Linked DNA regions of Homo sapiens: region 1 is linked to region 2. Evidence: chromatin contacts called from ENCODE Hi-C or POLR2A ChIA-PET data. All regions are on one chromosome and are shown on one strand. Each heading gives the region's core, a stretch centred on a gene start or an enhancer-like site at or near the end of the contact. The rest is flanking DNA. Distances are from core to core; before and after follow the strand shown.

What was found. Hi-C counts contacts between places; a loop is a spot of excess contacts on that map. ChIA-PET counts read pairs that join two places held with the same protein, here RNA polymerase II (POLR2A). Pooled maps may share reads with other maps.
Region 1: a map of posterior cingulate gyrus shows a loop between it and region 2 (3-fold over the local background). The contact joins two enhancer-like sites. A Hi-C loop is called at or near these places in 1 of 168 maps with a recorded cell type or tissue (posterior cingulate gyrus) and 1 of 50 pooled maps. POLR2A ChIA-PET finds 5 or more read pairs at or near these places in 2 of 52 experiments (OCI-LY7 and activated naive CD4-positive, alpha-beta T cell).

Annotation. Positions count from the first base shown.
Region 1 is chr11:126,088,154-126,093,607 of GRCh38, reverse strand. No RefSeq gene overlaps it. Among named protein-coding and RNA genes, the nearest start is that of CDON, 28 kb to the right of the region's middle. Within about 2 kb of position 1,514, at least 9 of the 41 ENCODE cell types and tissues checked have a DNase peak (open chromatin) inside an H3K27ac peak, as active enhancers do.
Region 2 is chr11:126,031,460-126,037,066 of GRCh38, reverse strand. All of the region lies in intron 1 of CDON (cell adhesion associated, oncogene regulated), which reads left to right. Among named protein-coding and RNA genes, the nearest start is that of CDON, 29 kb to the left of the region's middle. Within about 2 kb of position 2,871, at least 2 of the 41 ENCODE cell types and tissues checked have a DNase peak (open chromatin) inside an H3K27ac peak, as active enhancers do.

The DNA.
Region 1 (5,454 bases), core at 265-2,764, 58 kb before region 2:
AGAACTCTTGGAAACTAAATATGATAGGATAAAGTTTTAACAATCAATAGATGATTGAAAAATAAGTGGAGGAAATTAATCAGAAAGTAGAGGTAAGAGTTAGGAGAGAAGAAAAAAGAGAATTATAAGATGCATTCAAGAAAATATTCAAATTACAGGAATTCCAAAAAGAGATAATAGAGAAAATAGAGGTTAAAAAAGTAAATTAGGCTGAACATGGCAGCTCACACCTGGAATCCCAGCACTTTAGGAGGCCAAGGTGGGAGGATCACTTGAGGCCAGGAGTTCGAGATCAGCCTGCTTAATATAGCAAGACCCCATCTCTAAAAAAATAAAAAATAAATTATCTAGGCATGGTGATGGATGCCTGGTGTCCTAGCTACTTGGGAGGATGAGGAAGGAGGATCGCTTGAGCCTAGGAGTTTGAGGCTGCTGTGAGCTATGATCATGCCACTGCACCCTAGCCTTAGTGACAGAGTGAGACTTCATCTCTAAAAAAATAAAAATAAATACAATTCAATCAATCAGCCAAGCAAAGTGGCTCATACCTGTAATCCCAGCACTTTGGGAGGCCAAGAGGGGAGGATTACTTGAGTCCAGGAGTTTGAGACCAGCCTGGGCAACATAGTGAGACCCTGTCTCTATTTTTAAAAAATATATCTAAAAAATCAACTGATCAAAGGTATAATTCATGAACATTTTCCTAGTCTTAGACGTGAGTTTCCAGAATGAAAGAGCCCATTAAGTGCCCAGAATAATCAATGAAGAAAACCAACACCCAAAGAAAGTAAATTATGACATTTCAGCATATTAGCAACAAAGAGAGGATCCTACAAGGTTCCGGAGAAAATAAACAAGTTTCATACCAAGGAATCAGAATAGCACTGGAAGCTAGAAGACAATGGAGAAAGGCCAGCTACTTCCGAGGTAGAATTTTCTACTCACCTAAACTCCCAATCAAATGTGAGGGCAGAATGGAGACATTTTCAGATATGTGCCATGTGTCCATATTTTGTCTGTCATGCACTGTCTCAGGATTCCACTGCAAAGGATATGCTCCACCAAGAAGGAAGACATGTCACCCAGCACAAAGAGGACCCCGAAACAAGGGAACGGGAAGCTCCAATAACATAGTAAAGGGAGATCTCAAGCCACCAGCTTTGTAACAGACCCTGGGAACAACCAGTGCAGACTGGCCCAGCCAGAAGATCCAGGGATGATCTCCTGGAGAAAACGAGGCAGATAGACTAAGTCATCTCAATATTTGAGGGAATTGAAACGAGATTACTCAATCTGGGGAGAGTTTGGGAATACACCAGCAATAAATATACAGAAAACTAAACAAACAAAACCAAACGATTTTTAACTCTAGGAGGAAAATTTCGCAGAGGGAAAATAATCATTGTACACTCACGACTTGGCTGTGGGTAGCGTTTATGTATTCATGATAAAGTAAATATTGAATGTTGATCTAATGAAAATTACGATCTAATTATACTCGGGAAATGGCCAGCTGAGTGGGGGCGGGAGCTGCGTGCGTCAGTGTGTGGCAACGGGATGTTTTGGCAACGGAGAGAGAAAGAAATCCTCCCCTTTCCTTTTTTTTTTTTGAGATGGTCTCCCTCTGTCGCCCAGGCTGGAGTGCAGTGGCGCAATCTCGGCTCACTGCAAGCTCCACCTCCTGGGCTCACGCCATTCTCCTGCCTCAGCCTCCCCAGTAGCTGGGACTACAGGCGCCCGCCACCATGCCTGGCTAATTTTTTGTATTTTTAGTAGAGATGGGGTTTCACCGTGTTAGCCAGGATGGTCTCGATCTCCTGACCTCGTGATCCGCCCCCCTCGGCCTCCCAAAGTGCTGCGATTACAGGCGTGAGCCACCGCGCCGGGCCTGAAATCCTCCCTTTTCCTAACGAGAAATAGACAAAGGCCTAACTTAAGAAAAATCTAGGAAATGGTTAACATTGGAAAATTAAGCAGTAGCGATATAAGCTTGCTATTTAGCAAAGAAAGTAAAGAATCCGTTCAAAAGAGTTGAGAAAAGGCTGGGCCTGGTGGCTCACGCCTGTAATCCTAGCACTTTGGGAGGCTGAGGTGAGTGGATCACTTGAGGTCAGGAGTTCAAGACCAGCCTGGCCAACATGGTGAAACCCCGTCTCTACTAAAAATACAAAAAAAATCAGCCGGGTGGGGTGGCGCGTGCTACTTGGGAGGCTGAGGCACGAGAATCACTTGAACTTGGGAGGCGGGTTGCTGTGAGCTGAGATCGTGTCACTGCACTACAGCCTGAGCAACAGAGGGAGACTCTGTCTCATAAAAGAAAAGAAAAGAAAAGAAAAGAAAAGAAAAGAAAAGAAAAGAAAGGGTTGAGAAGGTTACTCCTGAGGAGCAAGAATTGGTGGGGAGAGGGGGAGTGATGGAGGGGGCTGTTGCGTTTCTTATCAAGTCTTGCAGAACTCTTGGTGTCTTTAAACTATGTGCTTGAAAATTTCTGATTAAGAGAATGTGATAAAAGATACAAGGAGGAACAGGAGGAGGAGGAGGAAAAAAAGAGGGAGAGCCTAAGAGTCTAGTAGACTGAGCTCTCCTGTATGTTGGGCAAATTATTTAATTTCTATTATTTTCTTCTGCAAAAATGAATATAATAGTACATAACTTGCAGGATTCTTTTTGTCTCTAATATGTGGTAACCACATGTCACTACTGGTTATTGGAAACACAGACCAATCTACCAAAGGATAAACACTCAGGTCTTGGTTCCTCACTTCCACCTGGCTCATTAAACTGTTGGGAGATCCAGTGCAGTAACTAAGTCAAACCTCACATCCACTTGGAACTAGGCCAAATGTGACTTCAATAACACATCCAGCATGGTGCCCAGTGTTGACACTAGTATGCATGGAGGGTTGACTCCATGCTGGTCTCTGTGCTAAAGGCGTCACATGGGATTGTCCTCCATCGTAACCACAGAATGTTCTTAATTACCAGCACAGCTGCATACACTGGGGCAACAAACAAACAAAAACAACCGTCACAGTGCATGTGAGTAAGCACATCAGGGCAGGCCTGAGAGACGGGAAAGGCCAGAGGCAAGCACTCTCCCTTATGGTGTGAAGCTTAGTGTTTGCGTCTTGTCCACTTTCAGAAAAGATTAGTGAGGCCAGGCACGGTGGCTCACATCTGTAATCCCAGCACTTTGGGAGGCGGAGGCGGGTGGATCATCTGAGGTCAGAAGTTTGAGACCAGCCTGGCCAACATGGTGAAACCCTGTCTGTACAAAAATACAAAAAAAAATTAGCCAGGTGTGGTGGCAGGTGCCGGTAATCCCAGCTACTCGGGAGGCTGAGGTAGGGAGAATCTCTTGAACCCAGGAGGCAGAGGTTGCAGTAAGCCAAGATCGCATCATTGCACCCCAGCCTGGGCAACAGAGCAAGACTCTGTCTAAAAAAAAAAAAAAAATCAGTGATTGTGTAGCAAGAGTAAGCCAGGATTTAAAGACAGAAGATCTGGTTTCAGATCCCTACTTCACCTATTGGGCAAGTGTTTCTTGAGACTGCTTTCTTATTTTTAAATTAAAGCTAAAACAAGAATATGGACTTTATTATATGGTTATCATGAAACTTGAATGAATTTATACACACACATATAATTTACCACATAAAGAGTAGCTTTAGGCTGGGCGTGGTGGCTCACACCTGTAATCCCAGCACTTTGGGAGGCCGAGACAAGAGTACTGCTTGAGGCCAGGAATTCAAGACCAACCTAGGGAACATAGTGAGACTCTGTCTTTACAAAAAATTAGAAAAATTAGTTGGGCGTGGTGGCACACACATGTAGTTCCAGCTACTTAGAAGGCTGAAGCAGGCGGATCAATTGAGCCCAGGAATTAGAGGCTGCAGCAAGCTACGATTGCCACTACCCTCCAGCCTGGGTGACAGAGGGAGATCATCTCTCAAAAAAAATTGCTTATATATTAAAAATATGTAACATAGTATATAAATATATAACTACTATTTGAAAGAGTAGACATATAACAAATACACAATAAATATATAACTATATATAATAGAGTCTACATACAAGTTATATATAAAACTACTCTTTATATGATAAATTATACTCTTGTCGAATAAAAAACAAATCCAGACTTGGTAAGAGTAGACTTTTATCCAAAGAGAATTATTGCAAGGCTGGGGGAGGGGAAGGGACTATTGCAATAGGGAGAAGGCCCTGACCATCCTTCTGAAAGCTTCTTAGGAATAAGGCAGACAGGAATTTTTTTCCTTTCTAGGGAAGAGTAAACAAGGCTAGAAAGAAGCAGGTGTGGGGAAGGGGGTGGGTGATGGGGCAGCAGGGTCAGGCAGTGAGGCAGGGGCTGTTTGACCCAGAGGCCTGCCTCTTGTCAGGAAGGGCTGTTTGCTGGCTCAGGCTGAGGGTGCCCAAAGTCCAGGGGCCTTGAAAAAGAAACTCTTCAATGAAGTTTGGTTACAAGCATTTTGTCCCAATTGATCCGTGGAGACAAGCAGCTTAGCTAATCATTGATGAGGCAGAGCAAGGGACTCTGGAGGGTCTGTGACTGGCCTTGTCATAGGTAAAGTCTTAATCTAAGTCATTTGAGGAAGGGTGGGGTTCTTTGCCGTAAGCAGCTTGCTTTACATATTTTTGGGGGTTTAATTTGCAATATAAAATTCTAATAGACACTTTTCTCGCTATTATTTACTATGAAATATTTGGTTCCCGTTTTTAGTGGATTCACTGTAAGTGGCCATTTTCCGGGATCAATTGCCCTCCAATAATGAGAACCTTCTGCTCAGCCCCAAGAGCCTGAGACTCACGCCGGATGTCGCTGGCCATGAGCATGAAATTCCTTCAAATTCTCACATTTCATCTTAAAATATTTTTATAATCTATAATATACTTCTGATAAATTACTTGTTAAATTACTTAAAGTTTTCCCTAAAGGTCTTTAACCAAAAGGATCCTCTTTCTTAAGAGCCATTTTTATCCTGTGGCTTCACACACCCTGTGGCATATTGGATGTTTCCCTCAGGATATAGAAACTTTATTTGAAAAGCTTGGCCATAAAGAATGATCCAAATTACTTGGGCCTTGATGTTCAGAGGGGAATGTTGCCAGCCAACGACCATACACAGCCATAGAAAGATCTCAAAAATGTTCTCTTAGAATATCTAGCTTGGAGCAATGCTCTGATGGCTCTTTGAGGAAAGTTAATTGTAAATGTACTCTTGAATTGCTAGATTGATTTATAACTTTAAGTCTTTTTGAGCATGATTAGATATCTGAACCCAAGGTCCCCTGATTATACTCCTATGTCATGTCAAACAGAAGATGTATCCCATCTCCATTTAAAGAACTCCTCATTTGGTGATGAAAATCAGTTTCTTCATCTTCCTTTTTTTTTTGACAGGATCTCACTTTGTCTCCTAGGCTGGAGTG
Region 2 (5,607 bases), core at 1,622-4,121:
AGGATCCATCCCCCAGCATTCTTATAATCCTCAGACTCAAATTAGTTATATGATGTTATATAAAGAATAAAGTTGTAGGCTGGGTATGGTGGCTCACATGCCTGTAATCCCAGCACTTTGGGCGGCTGAGGCAGGCAGATCGATTGAGGCCAGGAGTTTGAGACCAGCTTGGGCAACATGTGAGACCCTGTCTCTACAAAAAGTGGAAGAATCAGCTGGGCGTGATGGCTTGCGCCTGTGGTGCCAGCCACTTGGGAGGTTAAGGTGAGAGGATCACTTAAGCCCAGGAGGCAGAGGTTGCAGTGAGCCATGATTGCACCACTGCACTCCAGTCCGGGCAGCAGAGCGAGACCCTGTCTCAAAAAAACAACATGAGTAAAGTTGTACGTTTTAAGAAAACTCACTAAAAACAAAAGAAACCCTCATGTTGTGCACAGAAGTCCACAATGACAAGTCCTTCAAAGAAGAGTGAGGCCTACAAGGGTATATACAGGTAGAAATGTATTCTATAAACATAGGGTCTGTTATTGTTTGACTATGAAATATGAGTATAGTATAATACAAAAGCCTTAAGAACTATGCCAAGACTTATACATGAGAATTGTTTCTTTAAAGAAGCCAGTTACCTTGGGAAACTGCATATTTAATCTCTTGTTACTCTTGTTGTGCCAAGAAATTTGGAGTCCTTTTAAAATTACCTTTATTGCTTGTGGTACATTAAAGAAAGTGTTTGATGTTCTTGATTTTTTGGAAATTGATTTTTTGGAAATAGTCATTAATGAATAAATTGGGTCATAATGTTGGAGTTAAGACTATATGTGTTTAAAAATCAGATGTAATCATAATGAGAATATTCATGCCTGCTTTATACATTGATACCAAAAATAATTAATAAGGGATTATGTTTTGCACAGAGAAGCATCATTGGAATAAGTTTTATCTGGGTTCCAGGTTGGGTCTATCTGCGGCTGTGTTTTTTTAGTAGTATGTATACATATGTGTGTATTTATATGTGTGTGTATGTACCTTTTCTGTATCAGTGTCTGTGAATTATTTCTTTGACCATCCTGCCAGTGTTGTGTTACAATCTGGCCACTGCCGCTTCGTGCATGTGTGGCCTAGCAGAGTTGTTCCAACAAACTTTGCTTTATTTTTGATAGTCAGGCCGGACCTGATGCCAAAGGCCACTTCTCGGGCTTTTCTGCTTGGACTAAAACTTCATGCTATGTTGTGTTATGTTTACAAAGATATTGTGATCCTAATTGATTTGTTTTTCTATTTTCTAGTTTCATCAGGGCATTGTATCCTGATGGTTACTTTGGTTTTAACTGCCTGGCACTGATTTTGAGTTTTCAAGGGTGCAGGTTTTCCTGACATAGGCCAATTTGTGTTTTTACTTAATTTTAGACTTGTCAGTCAATTGGTGCCAATTATGTACTAACTGCATAGTAATCTGTGATTGACTTGTATGTCAGCTTATGAATGTGCTTGAAGAACCCCTTTATCAATGCACAGCCTCTCTTCCATGGTAGGATGACAGCTTTGATGAAGCTGTGTCTGACCTAATTCCCATTACCAGTTTGAACAAAGCAGGGGCTGATAAGAAATCTAGATTTCTTCCATTATTTTATGTGGCCAAGTTTAAAGATGGAATAAGGTACTTGGAAACTAGTATTAATATGTTCTAGGTCTCTAGGAAACTCGTAACTTGACGGTAAGATAATGTAAAAGTCATTGTGGCAGAGACCCAGTGTTCAGCCAGCGTTGATTCAAGTTTATTTGCAGCAAAGATCCTTTTCCAAGATTTGTTTTTTTCTTATCTGCCTTTTCAATGCTTGACTGTGTATATTTGAATAATGTACTTCATGGAAATGAGTTTCTCCTTGAGGATTTTTTCCTTGTTATTAAAATGGAATCTAAGCCAAACCCCATGAGGGTGAGTCTTTTGTAACTGCCAGGGAAACTCTTATACTTAGGTTAGTCCAGTGCATAAGTCAGTAGGGTCTAAGCAAAGCGCTGGACCTGTTAACAACTACGTTAATTATATTACCTAACACCTATATGGGGCACTTTTTCAAATGTTTCCATATTCCTCCTGCTCATCCTCCAGCAGAAGTTAGTCAAATGTGTGTCTACATCTTTGCAATAGCTAGTTCTTAGCAAACTTAGCTTTTAGCATTTGTTTTGTGGTTACCATAACGGTTATTTTTTCCCATAAAGCCAATTCCAGTGACAAACTTGAAAAGCTACCAAGTGCTGGATTTGTGGAAGTGTTGACTCCATGGGACTTGCAAAATAATCCCCTTGAAATTTTCTATATTTTGTCTTTTTAATAATCTCTCTCACGCTGCTTTTTAGAATTTCACCATTTGTATGCAGCTATGCTTTTAAATATTTATAATGCTCCTGTACAACCCACTGTGGATGCCAGGATTATCTTCACAATTCTTGGCTTCCTGTGCTCTAGTGGCAGGAAGAAATAGTCTCTTAGAAAGAGAGTGGAACAGGAACACTTGACTTTTTTTTTTAAACACACAAATATTGTGAATAGAACCTAACTGAGCTTTTGCCCCCTCTCCTTTGGTGTAATTAGGACCACATTGATTCCTGTTGCAGCTGGCAGCCCCTCACTGTTGCCTTTTTCTGCGTGTGACCCTTGATCTCAGTGACCTTTCCTGGGGTTCGTCCTGGGCCCTTTTCATTGTGTTGGAGCTGAAGAGGCTCATGTGGAGTTGATTATTTCTTTGCTCATTTGGCCTTTTTGGTGCCATAACTCCAAGTCACTTCCATTTTCTTCCTCTACTTTTGGCAGTCCACGGTGAAAGGAAATGCTTTCGCAGGCAGCAGGATCGTTTGTATGCTTGGCTGACTCGACTGAGACTTGGGAGAAGTGGGGGAAGGGTTGCGAAGTCTGTAGGTGTGAACTTTTTTTTTTTTAAGTTGATCTGAATGATTGCACGATCATTAATAAGTGCTTATAAAGTAAGTACTGTGGAAAGCTGCATTTCACACCCAGGGGCTTCATCCTGGCAGGAAGAGAGCACTCCCAGTGATTGGCAGGGGGCCTTGGTGTCTGAGATCCTGCAACTTTACTTTGATGAGATTTATATGTTCCTCCTATGGACTGGGAGTGATGCGGCAGGTCAGAAGATACATCATTGTTAATTGCACATGACTGCTTTAAGAAATTCTTAAGTTTCTAAAAGAACCCCCATACGCCCCAGAGAGTAGCATGCTATTAGATAGTATGTTTGTTGCGACTAGACTTGTAGCACTCTGTTTGCCTCTCCTTTCCTCCTGTAGAATCATGGAAGATGTATGCCAGCTGTTACTCTCATTTTGGGAGAACCCCTGTGGACAGCATGAAGACCGTCCCTAATCAAAGCCTTTAGTAAGCATGAAGGAATGTGTCTGATTACCCTACACTGTAGTACCTTGGAAAGGTATAACAGTGTGAAATGTGAAATTAAATCACATTAAGAAACTCATTTTTAAAGTCTGACTGTTTGACTCCATCCCTGGAATATCATTTCTGTCTTTTCCTTTTTTTTGCTTTAAAACTTTTTCATTAGTAGTATTGATAGTGTGGTTTATTTTGAATGAGGAGTTTCTGTCCCTTCAAGCATGATAGTTTTGGGATTCAGCCTGAGCCATAGTTCCGTGTGTCTGCTGTTGCCCACCAGAGTGTCATCTGCGACCCAAATCTCTTAAGAGCTTCAGGCTTCTTTCTGCTTGCCTGCCCAACCTTCCTTAGAACCCCACTTACCTCCAGCTCCTCTTGTTATCTCCACACCTTCAGACGCTCTCCATTCCCTCTACCACCTCAAACAGCAGCAGCAGACCACAGAAGACCCTGCTGCTCCCATCTCAGTAAATGCACATCATCCACTCACTCACTTGTCTGAGTCAGAAGTCTGGACAGCAGCCTCGATTCCTTATTTACAGTCACAGCAGTGGGGAAATAGAGCAGTGGACAGATGAATGGATTCCAAAGATGTCCTAGGTCCTAGTGGTCTATTCTTTTCCAGTCCAACTCATTCATTATCAAAGTCCTGTTGATCACAGGGCCTCACTCTGTCACCCAGGCTAGGAGTACAGTGGTGCGATCATAGCTCACTGCAGCCTCAACCTCCTGGGCTCCAGGGATCCTCCCACCTCATCCTCCCAAGTAGCTGGGACTACAGGTGTGCACCACCACACCTGGATAATTTTTGTATTTTTGGTAGAGATGGGATCTCCCTATGTTGCCCAGGCTGGTCTTGGAATTTCTGTGCTCAAGTGATCCACCCACCTTGGCCTCCCAAAGTGCTGGGATTATAGGTGTATGCCACCGCTCCTGGCCTCTTACGTCTTTTAAATATGACCGTGTCTTAAAAATTTTTGAAAAACCTTTCAAATTTATCCCGTGATATTTCTCCAGTACAGGTCCCCGTATCTCTCACCATAGCCTTCTAACTTCTCTTATCCTCAACTGTTTTCCACATTGCAGTGTCAGCGATTTTTCAAAGGTACGGGACTGATCATGTCCTTGCCTGCTTAAAAGCCTTTGACACCCTCCTCTCAGAATAAAAGCCAAACACTTTAATATGATTTATATTGTTCTTTACACTCTTGTTTCTGCTCATTTATGTTGCTTTCCCCTCACTGTGTCTTATCCTTCTCTTCTTACTGTATTTTCCAGCCCAGACATCCTTACTCTGATTCTACAAACACACTGTTCCTTCTGCTTGAGATACTTCCTTCCTTCTCTTCCTCCCTTCCTCTACTCCATCCCCCAAACGTATCCCTCTGATTTCACCTAGTCAGTTGTTTCCTCTGAGAAGTCTTCACCTCTCCAAGTACAAATCTAGGTTAAGTGAGCCTTCTCTTTTTCCTGGAGCACCTGTATTTGCTTTATTCTGTTGCTTACCTGTCCCTTTCTCATGTAACTGCTTTAATCTCTGAAAACCTTTATTTCCTAAAAATTCTGCCTTTTAGTGTAAAGCATGTCTATTGCTTTTCATGGAAAGAGTCATGATATGTTCTGTCCCAATCCAAGATAGCCAGATTTCACAGATAGAAAAACATGTCAATGGAGCAGTGAAAGCACATTTGTAGAGATGGTAAAAGATACTTTAAAAGTAAATAAATCCAGTTTGTTCTTAAATAAAATGCACTGAGTTTATTATGCTTGTCAAAGGAGGAAGAGAAGCCTTGAGGCTGGTGAAAGAGGAATGGTGAGCAATTCCTTCACGGGTGGTGTAGAGTCAGGAAATGGATTTTTGGACACTGGAAGTCATCTTAAGGCTCGTAGTTACCTCGCATTCAAACTGCACTTAGAAAATAAAAGCACTTAAAATCACCTTATGGCAAAACAAAAGCTCAACACAAGAGTGTTTCACAACTCGCGGAAATGGTGCACACACACTGCAGACAGAAGATTAGTAGAATCTCACTAATTAGTGGAATCTCACAGAAGATCAGGAGAATGCCCACTGTCCTCCCCCTCAGTTGGCATCTGAACACAAAGCACAATGTTTGAGGTCATCCAAACACAGCAAGCAATTCACTTTTTTCTACGTGACGTGGTGTAAAGTCTAAAAACTGTGGTATTATATAAATTGGTGT